Regions from separate parts of the Homo sapiens genome. Here region 1 is linked to region 2. Evidence: chromatin contacts called from ENCODE Hi-C or POLR2A ChIA-PET data. All regions are on one chromosome and are shown on one strand. Each heading gives the region's core, a stretch centred on a gene start or an enhancer-like site at or near the end of the contact. The rest is flanking DNA. Distances are from core to core; before and after follow the strand shown.

Evidence for each region. A loop is a pair of places that touch in the nucleus more often than their neighbours do. ChIA-PET counts read pairs that join two places held with the same protein, here RNA polymerase II (POLR2A). Pooled maps may share reads with other maps.
Region 1: a pooled map shows a loop between it and region 2 (2.2-fold over the local background). The contact joins the promoter of ARID3B here to the enhancer-like site in region 2. A Hi-C loop is called at or near these places in 1 of 50 pooled maps. POLR2A ChIA-PET finds 5 or more read pairs at or near these places in 2 of 52 experiments (PC-3 and activated CD4-positive, alpha-beta T cell).

The regions. Positions count from the first base shown.
Region 1 is chr15:74,538,055-74,543,486 of GRCh38, reverse strand. ARID3B (AT-rich interaction domain 3B) reads right to left here and starts at 2,267. Exons shown (of 9, transcript NM_006465.4): 1 at 2,157-2,267. LOC124903528 (a long non-coding RNA gene) reads left to right here and starts at 2,399. Exons shown (of 2, transcript XR_007064719.1): 1 at 2,399-2,589. RefSeq lists enhancers at 1,272-1,331, 2,682-2,831, 2,406-2,947, 2,882-3,011 and silencers at 1,321-1,505, 2,022-2,381.
Region 2 is chr15:69,752,295-69,758,279 of GRCh38, reverse strand. It overlaps LOC107984788 (a long non-coding RNA gene), which reads right to left. Exons shown (of 3, transcript XR_001751592.3): 1 at 5,764-5,985; 2 at 2,074-2,124. Among named protein-coding and RNA genes, the nearest start is that of LINC00593, 80 kb to the left of the region's middle. Within about 2 kb of position 2,624, at least 6 of the 41 ENCODE cell types and tissues checked have a DNase peak (open chromatin) inside an H3K27ac peak, as active enhancers do.

The sequences.
Region 1 (5,432 bases), core at 1,018-3,517, 4.8 Mb before region 2:
GGGTTTGCACTGTAGCAGAAGCATAATTATGCAAACAACAATAATAAAGGAAAAGAAGGACCTGCCTGCAAAGGAGAGAGTATGTTCCCAAGCCCACAGGAGAAAGATATCACCTCTAAGCTAGACACAGAACTATCAGGCAGACAGTTTTACTCTCATAGAAAAAGCAAGACCAAGCAAGCTGCTCTTGGGTCTAAGCTTTTCAAATTTCCCTGATCAAATTGCCAGCCTGCTTGTTGAGTGGACTGAGCCATACTAACTGGACATTATAGCCTCAAAAAGAATCCAATTTCAACAACATGAAAGAAACACGCAAGGAGGCAAGAGTCTCAAATTGCAATCGTCACTCAAAAGCAAACGGGGGAATTCCTCTGGAGATTTTAAAGTTAATTAATTTGAAACAGATATCAACATTGTCTGAACAACAAGTTAATGCTGCTTCTTTTTTATAAACAGCGAAGTAAATCTCTTCACATCCCCTTTCTTTCTGATTCATTTCTATTATGATATTCTCTGACAAACACAAAAAGAAAAGTCTTTCGGGCCAAAAGCATTCTGGGGGCAGGTTTATCTGCATTCTTACCAATCAGTCTCCAAACACACATCACTTTCACACCCTCTTCTCCTTTTACTCCCCCACCTCTCCCCTGCAGGCCCTCACCCCCAACAAACTTCACTTGAGTTATGTTTCTTCAGCAAGTCTCCATAACTGAATGGATTACTATGCAAGGGCAATTTTAGGTGAACAGGACTTGCAACATGGCGTACAATTTTGTCATCACATGAAAGAAGCTGCACTGCACATGTTGGGACTTGATATCTGCATTGTTCCAGTGTTTTAGGATTGGGTCGAAAGACAAAAAACAAAGTGTCTTTAGTATCTTCAAAAATTCACGGAGAAGTAATCACATCTTCAGCAATAAAAACTGCTTGGATTTAAGATTTTTTCCAGGTTAGAGTAAAAAAGGGTACAATTTTTAAAGCTAGGCCAATTAGTAGAGATTAAAAATTCTCATTTTCTGTTTATCTTATAGCCCTGTTTGTGCCTTTTGTGTTCTGTGAAAGATTCGCATTCCAATTTGCCTCTTACTGCCTTTACTTCCTCTCTTGGCACTTCAGAAAGTGTGAGTTACGCTTGCAGCAATACTTTCATTCTGCTTTAGCTCTTCTTACAGTGTAAAAAAGCATGACAAGATTTACATCCACATTAAATTCAGTTGGCAAAAGTGTTCATTTAAAATGAAAACAATTTGGGTCAAAGAAAATTACAGAATAAAGCAAATAATTCGGTGTTCATTTTAAATGTCCTCATAGTCATTACAGTCAATCAATCACGATCGGAATAACTTCTCAACCAAGTCCTGCCAGTCACTGAACAACTGCTTCTTGTCTTGTGGCACCATCTTCTCTGAATGCTGTCCCCAGCAGAGGGGGAGGTGTCCCTCCCACAGCCTCTTATAGTAAGACTGAGATGACTCAGTTCTACAACTCAATACACACACCCTCCCCCAAAGAGCCCATTTTCCCGCAGTCCCTAAGCAGCCAGCGATCCAAACAATGCCACCTGCCTACATTTGGAGAACTTATGTCTCAAATCTAAACCTCTTCATCCCTTCACACGGGCCCCTCCCCCATTTCCCCTAAAGTTCCCGGACCACCAAGCCGGGTACAACGGACTACCTGCAGCTTTGAACCCGGCCTGCTGACCATTCCCCTGCTTTTGCTGCCGGATTCTTTTGGCCCCGGGCCCCTGTAAGCCCCACAGCCCACCTTCCCGGTCACCCCTGCACGCCTCCCCCCATTCTTTATTCACCTCCCCCCATTCAGCCCTATCATTTTTACCTCTACCAACCCTCCCAGCCAATCCGCTGGCTCTTCCGATGGCCCCCGCCCCACCTATCTGCGCGCCCACTCAGCTCCAGGGCCCCTCACCCTTCTCATCGCTTTATCTCAAACGCTTTATCTCAAATGCCCTAATGGGCACAGGGCGCTCGGGGCTCCCGCGGCGCTCTCACTTTCCTTCGCGGTCCCCGCGCCCCCGACTCGCGCATTCCCCTCTCTCTCTACACCTGCCTCGGCTCCTGGCCTCGGCCCCTCCACCTGTCGCAGCCTCCTCTCCCGCCATGCCTGAGGGAGCCCGGACCCGGGCCACTTACCTGTGCGGGGCACTCCGGGTTTTCGGGCGGCGGAGGAGGCGGCAGCTCAGGCCCCGGCGCGGCAGCTGCGTCTCGGACTCCTCCGCAGCCGGGGGCCACAGCCGGGGCGGGGCCCGCACCGGAAGCGGCGCCGCGGGGCTGGACCGCCAGCCAGGGGCGGGGGCGGGGGCGGGGCGGGGCCACAGGGGGCGGGGCGGGACCGAAGCCGGAAGCTGCTAGAAAGGGACCGGGGGGCGGGGTGGGACGAGGCGGAAGTGACTCCTACGGACCGCGCAGCCCGACTGAGTTGTGGGAGGAAGCGAATGGAAGCGGGCGGAAGCCTCGGCCAATGGCAAAGTGCGGACACAGAGGGGTTCCGGTGTGAGCACTTCCGCGGGGAGTTGAAAAGAGCTGGGCGGGAGATCGTGTTCTCCGAGCGTTTTCTATTGCGGAGGTTGGTGTGGCTTGGGCGGTTGGCTGGGAGGAAAGTAACTAAAGAGCAGAGGAGTGTAGGGTTTGCCGTCGCTTCGGTCCCCTCCTCAATCTCCTGCCTTCAAGCCGGTCTTCCTCAGAGGTTCTCGTGTTTAGATCAGCTTGTCTCTAAACTTCTCCGCTCCTTCCTGGGACAGAGACCTGGCTGTCCCGAGAATGTTGCGTCCCTTGAAACTTTCTCACATGAATTAGTATTCTCAGGTCTCAGTTTGCAGAGGTCGGGATTATGTGCCAGGTGCTGTCACCTCTTGTAAAAACACTTGCTTCTTCAGCCCTTCCCCTTAGACTCTGTCACCTACTTCACCCCGTTTGGAGATAATCTGCCGATCTGTGTATCCAGCTCCTTGTCTGTCTCCCGTCTGACCATCTTTGATAATTTCAGAGCCTATGTGGCCAACCCATTCAACATCGGGCCTCGTCTTTAGCGACCCTTATATCAGCCTCCCAATCCCAGTTAAAACCTGGACCTTGTCCCTCCAAACGCTATCGCGTCACGACTCAGTAATTTGAACAACCCTCTTTTCAACCACAGCCTGCTATTCTCTCAGCTTGACTACTTTTGAATTATAGGCCTGATGCAGTAGCTCACGCCTGTAATTTCAGCACTTTGGAAGGCTGAGGCAGGCGAATCTCTTGGGCCCAGTAGTTGGAGAGCAGCCTGGGCAACAAGGCGATACCCCATCTCTACAAAAAATACAAAGTTTAATGAGGCGTTTTGGCGCATGCCTGTGGTCCCATCTACTCGGAAGGCTGAGGTGGGAGATCACCTGAGCCCAGGAGAGGCGGAGGTTGCAGTGAGCCATGATTGTGCCACTGCACTCCAGCCTGGGTGACAGAGACACTGTTCCCCCCCCCCAAAAAAAATAGAATTACAGCATAACTGTTATTACTGTTATTTCACTTTTTTTTTTTAGAAGGAGTCTTGCTCTGTCGCCCAGGCTGGAGTGCAGTGGCGCAACCTCAGCTCACTGCAACCTCCGCCTCCTGGGTTCAAGCAATTCTACTGCCTCAGCCTCTCGAGTAGCTAGGATTACAGGTGTGCGCCACCAAGCCAGCTAATTTTTGCATTTTTAGTAGAGACAGGTTTCGCCATGTTGGCCAGGCTGGTCTCGAAGTCCTGAACTCAGGTGATCCGCTCGCCTCGGCCTCCCATAGTGCTGGGATTACAGGCGTAAGCCACTGCACCCGGCCTGTTCTTTCACTTTATCAGAGCAGAGCATCTAATCGGTTGAAAGCCTCTACTTTATCTCTTATACATTAATCCCCTCTTCACTTCCTTCCTTATCCATTTTAGATTCAGTGGTACATTAATACAGTCCTGCCCCTACTTAATCTTAATCCCACCACAACACTCCTTTTTCCCCAACGAAATCCCTCACCCTGGATGGACCTATGTGTTTCTCCTTGCTTGTACCTTGTCATAGAAAGTTGTCCTGTTGCTGGGCGTGGTGGCTCATGCCTGTAATCCCAACACTTTGGGAGGCCGAGGTGGGCGGATCACGAGGTCAGGAGTTAGAAACCAGCCTGGCCAATATGGTGAAACCCCGTCTCTACTAAAAATACAAAAATTAGCTGGGTGTGGTGGCGCATGCCTGTAGTCCCAGCTACTGGGGAGGCTGAGGCAGAAGAATCGCTTGAACCTGGACGGCGGAGGTTGCAGTTAGCCGAGATCACGCCACTGCACTCCAGTCTGGGTGACAGAGCAAGATTTCATCTCAAAAACAAAAAAATTGTCCTGTTGAGGCCGAGCACGATGGCTCATGCCTGTAATCCCAGCACTTTGGGAGTCCGAGGCGGGTGGATCACCTGAGGTCAGGAGTTTGAGACCAGCCTGACCAACATGGTGAAACCCTGTCTACTAAAAATACAAAAATTAGCCGGGCGTGGTGGTGAAGACCTGTAATCCCTGCTACTCCAGAGGCTGAGGCAGGAGAGCTTGAACCTGAGAGGAGAGGTTGCAGTGAGCTGAGATTGCATCATTGCACTCCAGCCTGGGCAACAAGAGCAAAGCTCCACCTCAAAAAAAGAAAAAGTGTCCTGCTGAACAGATTGGCGTCACTACATTAATAAAGACCAACTTTAAATGGACTGTGGGTCAGGTGCGGCGGCTCACACCTGTAATCCCAGCACTTGGGAGGCTGAGGTGGGTGGATCATGAGGTCAGGAGTTCGAGACCAGCCTGGCCAACATTGTGAAACCCCGTCTCTATTAAAAATACAAAAATTAGCTGAGCGCAGTGGCAAGCACTTGTAATCCCAGCTACTTTGGAGGCTGAGGCAGAAGAATTGCTTGAACCCGGGAGGTGGAGTTTGCATTGAGCTGAGATCGCGCCACTGCACTCCAGCCGGGGTGACAGAGCAAGACTCCGTCTCAAAAAAAAAAAGGACTGTGAACTGTGACTAGAAATTTCATTATATTTTTCTAGTCAACTTGCTCTCCACGATCTCTACAAATCTCTGACCTATACCCTTACCACTTCCCCTGACTTCCTTATCATGTAAGTAACAGAAAATGTAGAATGTCCTGAAATCGAGAAACCTACTTACTTGCCTTCCCATCCTGTCCTTACCTCCTATTTATTCAATCAAAAATATTCATTCAACTCCCACTATATGCCAGACCAGGCACTCATGTAGGTGCTTACTGAGCAATGGACAAAACAAATTCCCTGCTCGCAAGGATCTTTACTAGTTCGAGGAGAGAAAACAAGTATGTAATGTCAGGGATATATGCTAAGAAAACAAAGCAGGGTAGGGATTAGACAGTGGTGTCAGGTAGCTGCTATTTTAGATGTTAGTCAGAGAA
Region 2 (5,985 bases), core at 1,375-3,874:
TTGAGCACCTCGTAGGGACTTTAAAAACATGTTGAATGAAGAACCATCACAATGAGCTATTTCAATTTCCATTATGCAAATGAAAAAAATCACAGCTTTTAGAAACATTAATTATGTAAGCCAAGGTCTAAGAGTTAGAAAGTGCTAGAATTAGACCGGGAACAGTGGCTCATGTCTGTAATCTCAGCACTTTGGGAGGCCAAGGCAGGCAGATCACCTGAGGTCAGGAGTTCGAGACCAGCCTGACCAACATGGTGAAACCCCATCTCTACTGAAAATACAAAAATTAGCTAGGCATGTTGGCAGCTGCCTATAATCCCAGCTACTTGGGAGGCTGAGGCAGGAGAATCACTTGAACCCAGGAGGCGGAGGTTGCAGTGAGCCGAGATCACGCCATCGCACTCCAACCTGGGCAACAAGAGCAAAACTCCGTCTCAAAAAAAAAAAAAAAAAGTGCTAGAATTAGAATTTTTATTGATCCCAGGTACAATATTTTGTCCTATCAACTTGAGGCAGTGATCAGGCAGAATCTTGCCGGAAATGTGCAGAAATGGGGCCTAGGGTAGGTCTTTTGGATGAAGGACCTGGATCTTGGGGCTAGGAGAGATGGGAAGGCCCTAGGAAAGAATGAAGAATTATCTGAAAGGATAAGCAGGCCTTGTCCTGCTGGGAAAATAGGTACCTTGAGAATATATTAAGCTAATTCATATTACAGTGTTAGCTTCTTTCTGGACCTGCTGTGACAAAGTTAATGGAGCTTTTTCACCTGGGGGTAAAGGAGGGTACATCAAGGAGCACAGAGAAGGGAGAGCAGAGTGAGTCAGGCACGCTTACCAGAATACGACTCAAACCGAACCAGGTCTCAGTGGTGTTGAGTCACTGGGGCATCAGTCAGGAGCCTGGGCAGCCACCTGGCAGTGGGACTGCGGTGGAGGTGCCCACCCCAGGGGATGCCTGGGCCCAGTGAACATGAAGCCCTTCCCAGCTCTGAGGTTCTCAGAACCCTTTGTGGCTTGAGTTAGCCCTGACACTCTCCCATCCACTTTACGGAGAAGCATTAAAGCCACCGAACACCCCCTCTTGAATCTGATGAGATTCAGCTTTGTCAGACCCACTTTCCCAAGACAGTCATAGAAAATGGGGGATTCTCTGGGTTGGCTGTTTGGAATTCTTCCCCAGATAAATCACGCCCACGAGGTAGCACCAACAATATGTAGTCTCTGTTTCTTTAAAGTGAAAGAGAATATAAAACTGAATGCCAAAGACTCTATTTTGTTGTTTTTTCCTCTAACCTTTATAGTTATCGCACTTACACTGAATTCACCAGGAGGTTGTTCCGTTATAGCATGCATTGATTCTCTCCAAAGCACTCACTTTAGCTTGCAAAGAAACAACTCTACGTTTTTGCACTCATATTTCATTGCATTATGAAATGATGGATTGCATTATTTAATCAGAGTAACAGGTACAGGTTGAGAAGAAATACAAATAGCCCTCAGTAAGCACACACAGCTCAACCAATGGAAACATATGTGCCCAGGAAAACTGGAGAGAAGCTTCAGTTGGAGCTGCTAGCTTCAAGGGTTTAGTGTATCCCAGGCATGGGCACAGTGCTAGCTGAGTAGTGTGGAGAGTCTACATTAATCTAGCAAGCTGGTCCATTGCAGGTTGCTCAAGAGGGCTTCTGCTGTTTAACTGCACGCAGATGCCACAGCCCTTTGTCACGGACAGAGCACTGTCCAGCGTAATCCTCATGGCCCTTTAAGGGAGGCAGAGAAGATTTTCATATAGGAAAAATGAGGATCAGAGGCCTTGAGTGACTTTCTCAGAGACAAATGTGCAGTAATTACCTCCTTCGTGTCTGTACTGCAGGAGCCCAGCACAGAGTGGACACATGGAAAAAAAGGCCACCGTTTATGAAACAGAAGTGATAGAGCCAGGCCCCAAACCAGGTGGATCTGCTTTGAGAGCCCATGTTCTTTCAACTCACTGATGAACATTTGTGAAATGCACACTATTTGTCAAGAATTATGGCTGGCCCAGATACAAAAGATAGGGCCTATTACTTCTCACCTGTTTAGGGCCATGTGTTTTCCAGCTCTTATTTTTCTCCCCACCTTTCTCCTGGAAAAAAAAACAAAAACTTGTTTTAAAAGGCTCAATTCTTCTGTCTCCTTTGGTGTTAATTCTTCTGCAAAATAGCCTGGGAAGAAACAATTGATTTGAATTATGCCAAAGCTTTTCAGAAGTGGGGATGGACAGAGTGCCCCCCATCCAGTCTCACCTTTACTCTCCACCCCATTTCCTACTTCCACCTCCAAGACTTCCCACACTTATGCAAAACATCCTGGCTGAGTCTCACCAAGAGCTCTAGGGGAAACCCTAAACCTCAGAGTGAAATGAAGGGGCTGATTTGCCCCTGGGGAAATTAGACACAAACAAGGCTGGGGTGAACCACCAGTCTTGAAACTGTTTCTCTGGATTAGTCACAGGGTTACCCACTCATGAATGTTCCTCCCACCTCCTCACTTCAGGCTCTGTTATTCTAGAGGGCTGGCCTGGTTACAAGGGTAGCCAGATTAACTAGGGTCTAAATGGGAGAGCTGGGGCACGGATCATTCACCAAAGAAACCGCAGCGACCTTCCGCCTGGGTGGGGCTTCTCTTCTTTTAACCTCCCGCGAAACTGCTAGTCAGCAGCTCTGTTTCCTGCCATTGCTCGAGGAGATCTTCATGAGTTTCATAGGAGTAGGATTGTGCCTTCAATCCATCATCTTTCTAGGGAAGGTAGCAGTATTTCATTGGCTTATTTCTTAACAAATAATATATTAAAGACTGCTTTCCTCCAGGTACCTGTTAGACACTAGGAATATAGTGGTAAGCAAAGAACTGCTTAGGAGTCTTGCTCTTGTGTTTTTGATGGTTGATCTCAGGTTGTTTAAGAGGCTTCTGCTGTTCAACTGCATATGCGACAGCCCTTTTACATGAACAGAGAGAACTGTCCAGTAATTTAATCCTCATGGCCCCTCAAAGGTGGCAGAGAAAATTTTCATATAGGAAATTAGGATCAGAGGCATTAAGTAACTTTCTCAAAGACAAACGTGTGGTAATTATCTCTTTTATGTCTGTACTGCAGGAGCCCAGCACAGAGTGGACACGAGAAAAGAAATTCTATTGTTTATGAAACAGAAGTGATAGAGCTGGGCCCCAAATTGGGTATATCTGTTTTGAGATTGCTTTGTAACACATATACATCAAATAACTGCTAGAGACCAGGGCAAGGGGGTTCTGTCTGTTTGGTTCACTGCTATATGGTTAAGGCCAAGAAAAGTACCTGGCATACAATAGACATTCAATAAGCATTTGTTGGATGGATGGATGGATGGATGGATGACCCAAACAATTGCAGGTCATGCTGAATGTAAGAATTAAACGTAACATGGATGAGAATGCATCACGGGATTTATCATCTCTTTTGGGTCTGGGGAAGACTTCTTTGCAAAAAATGATAACCCAGACAAGATTCAAGGGGTGAGCAGGAGCTGGCTAAAGGAAGGAGAAGATAGTGGCAGGAGGAGCCACGCAGACACAAGGAATAGCTTGGGTGAAGGTCTTGAAGCAAGAGGGAGCACAGTTTATGAAAGGATGCTGAAGAAAGTTTCCAGAGCTGGAGGACAAGTGGGAAGGAAGGGTTGGTTCAAGGTGACTCTGGAGGGGACAGCAGAGCAGATCCTAGTGGCCTGAGAATAGAACCCTGACCTCTTCCACAGAGCAAGGAGGAATCACTAACCTATGTTCAGCAGGAATCAATGTGGCCAGACTTGCACTGGCATCACAAGTTGAAGTGCTTTTAGGAAGGTCCATTTGGGAGTGTCTAGGTATACATGACCAATGGGAGATGATGAACTTGCCATAGCTTTTAAAGTTTAAAGTGACACATTTCTAGCCTACTACTATTTCACCTTCACATCATTACATAATGTATTTTAACAAATACCGATATTGCATTACTATGTGACAGATGTCATTCTAAGTGCTTTGCAAATATAAACTCTCACATTGGCCTTGTGACATTGGTGCTAATTATTATCCTTTTTAAAAGATGAGGCAACTGGGCTGGGGCATTTAAACCAACACAGCAGATGACAGAATGCCAGAGTCTTCCTCAATTCCTGTGATGCATGGAGGACTCCAGAAGTCTCCATGTGCCCTGTGGAGGGTGTGCAAGGAGACTGGCCTTGGAGCTGCAGTGGGTGAGGTAGCTGGGGAAGACAGATGGGGCTGGAATGAGAGTCAGTCTGCTTTCAGGGGATCCACAGCACCAGCGACAGTACAGTGGGGCCTTGTTGACAGGAAGAGATGGTGCTCTGTGCCTGGGCCCTGCTGCAAACCTAGCATCTCTCCACACAATCCTAATATCCCTTCAGTTTTTCCTCCACCAGGTCATCTGCTTTGCAGATTCTATGTCTTCCTCTTTCTTGGTTGACCGCCTCATTTTAGCAGAACAGTCCCTCCAGCAGCATCCTGAGACAAGGAGAATGCAAGGAAAATGTGGGGGGACTGTCATTTAAAAAATTCTTTAGCGCTCTTGTGGGTTGCTATTTGGCTGGGCATAAATTCTATTTCACAAGTCACTTTTCTTCAGAATTTTAAAGATACTGCTTCTTTGCTTGTAGTTTTCAGTGTTGCTGCTGAGAAGCTCACACTCAATTAATAGTTTGGCTGGGTATAGAATTCTACAGCCTCAGTCAGCCTCCTGAGCCACTGTTGAGGAATCCAACGCCATCCTGTACCCTGATCTTTTATATATGTTTTTGTTTTTATTTGCTTTTCGTTTTTCTTTTCTGGAAGCTTTTGATATTTTTTCTTGATCTATGGTATTCTGAAATTTCCTAATAATTTGCCTCGATGTGGATCTTTTTGTCATTTGCTGTGTTTAGCATGTGGTAGATTCCGATAAGTAAGCTCATGGCTTCAGTTGTGGGAATTTTATTTTTGTATTTTTCCTTGAATATTTTCTTCCCCTTGTTTTCTCCATTTTTCTCTTTTTGGGACGTTTAACTTTTTGGATGCTGGATATCCTTGATGGATCCTCCAATTTTCTTATCTTTCTTTCCTATTTCCAATCTGTTTATCTTTTTGTTTTACTTTCTGAGCATTCTCCTCATCTATCAAATGTGTTATTTTTTAAGGTTTTTTTTGGACTATTAATTTTAATTTTCAAGAGCTCTGTCTTATTCTCATTTGATCCCCACTCTTTCTTTTTACATTCATTTTTATTTTCTTAGATGCAATATCTTCTCATCTCTGTGATGATGTAACTTGTAATTTTTTGAAGTCTACTCACGTTTAAAATGGGTCACTAAAGATCTGATGAAAAGCTCCATAGGGTTGAAAAGGGCTTTTCAGTTGGCAGAACTCACTGCAAGGTAATAATGTGGGAAGCTAACCATTTCACTGAGGAACCAATCATCAGGAATATTCCTATTTTGTAGATGAGACTAGTCACTGAGAACATAAGTAATTTACCCAAGTTCATATAGCTAGTAACTGGTGTGCTGAGATTCAAACCAAGAACATCTCATTCCAGAAGCAGTGTGCTAAACCACTGTGCTGCACTGCACTGCCTCTCAGAGCAGCAGCAGCTAACATTTAACAAGTGCTTTCTGTGTACCAGACACTGTTCTAGGTACCCAAAAATCATTTAATTTAATCCTCATAATAACATTTTGAAGTAGCCACTTTTGTTAGCCCCATTACTGACCAGCAACTTGAAGCACAGAGAAGGTAAACCACTTGCCCAAGATCACACAGCTGGTAAGTGCTGGAGATGGAATATAATCCTAGGCAATCCGCCCCAAGCATCCTTTCTGCTTTGTCTCCAGGAGTCTCCATTTCATCATCTGAAAAATGGCAATGTGATTCCTAACTCAGTTATTTTGAGGATAAAATGAGAGAACACATGTAAGAAACCTGTACCTAATAG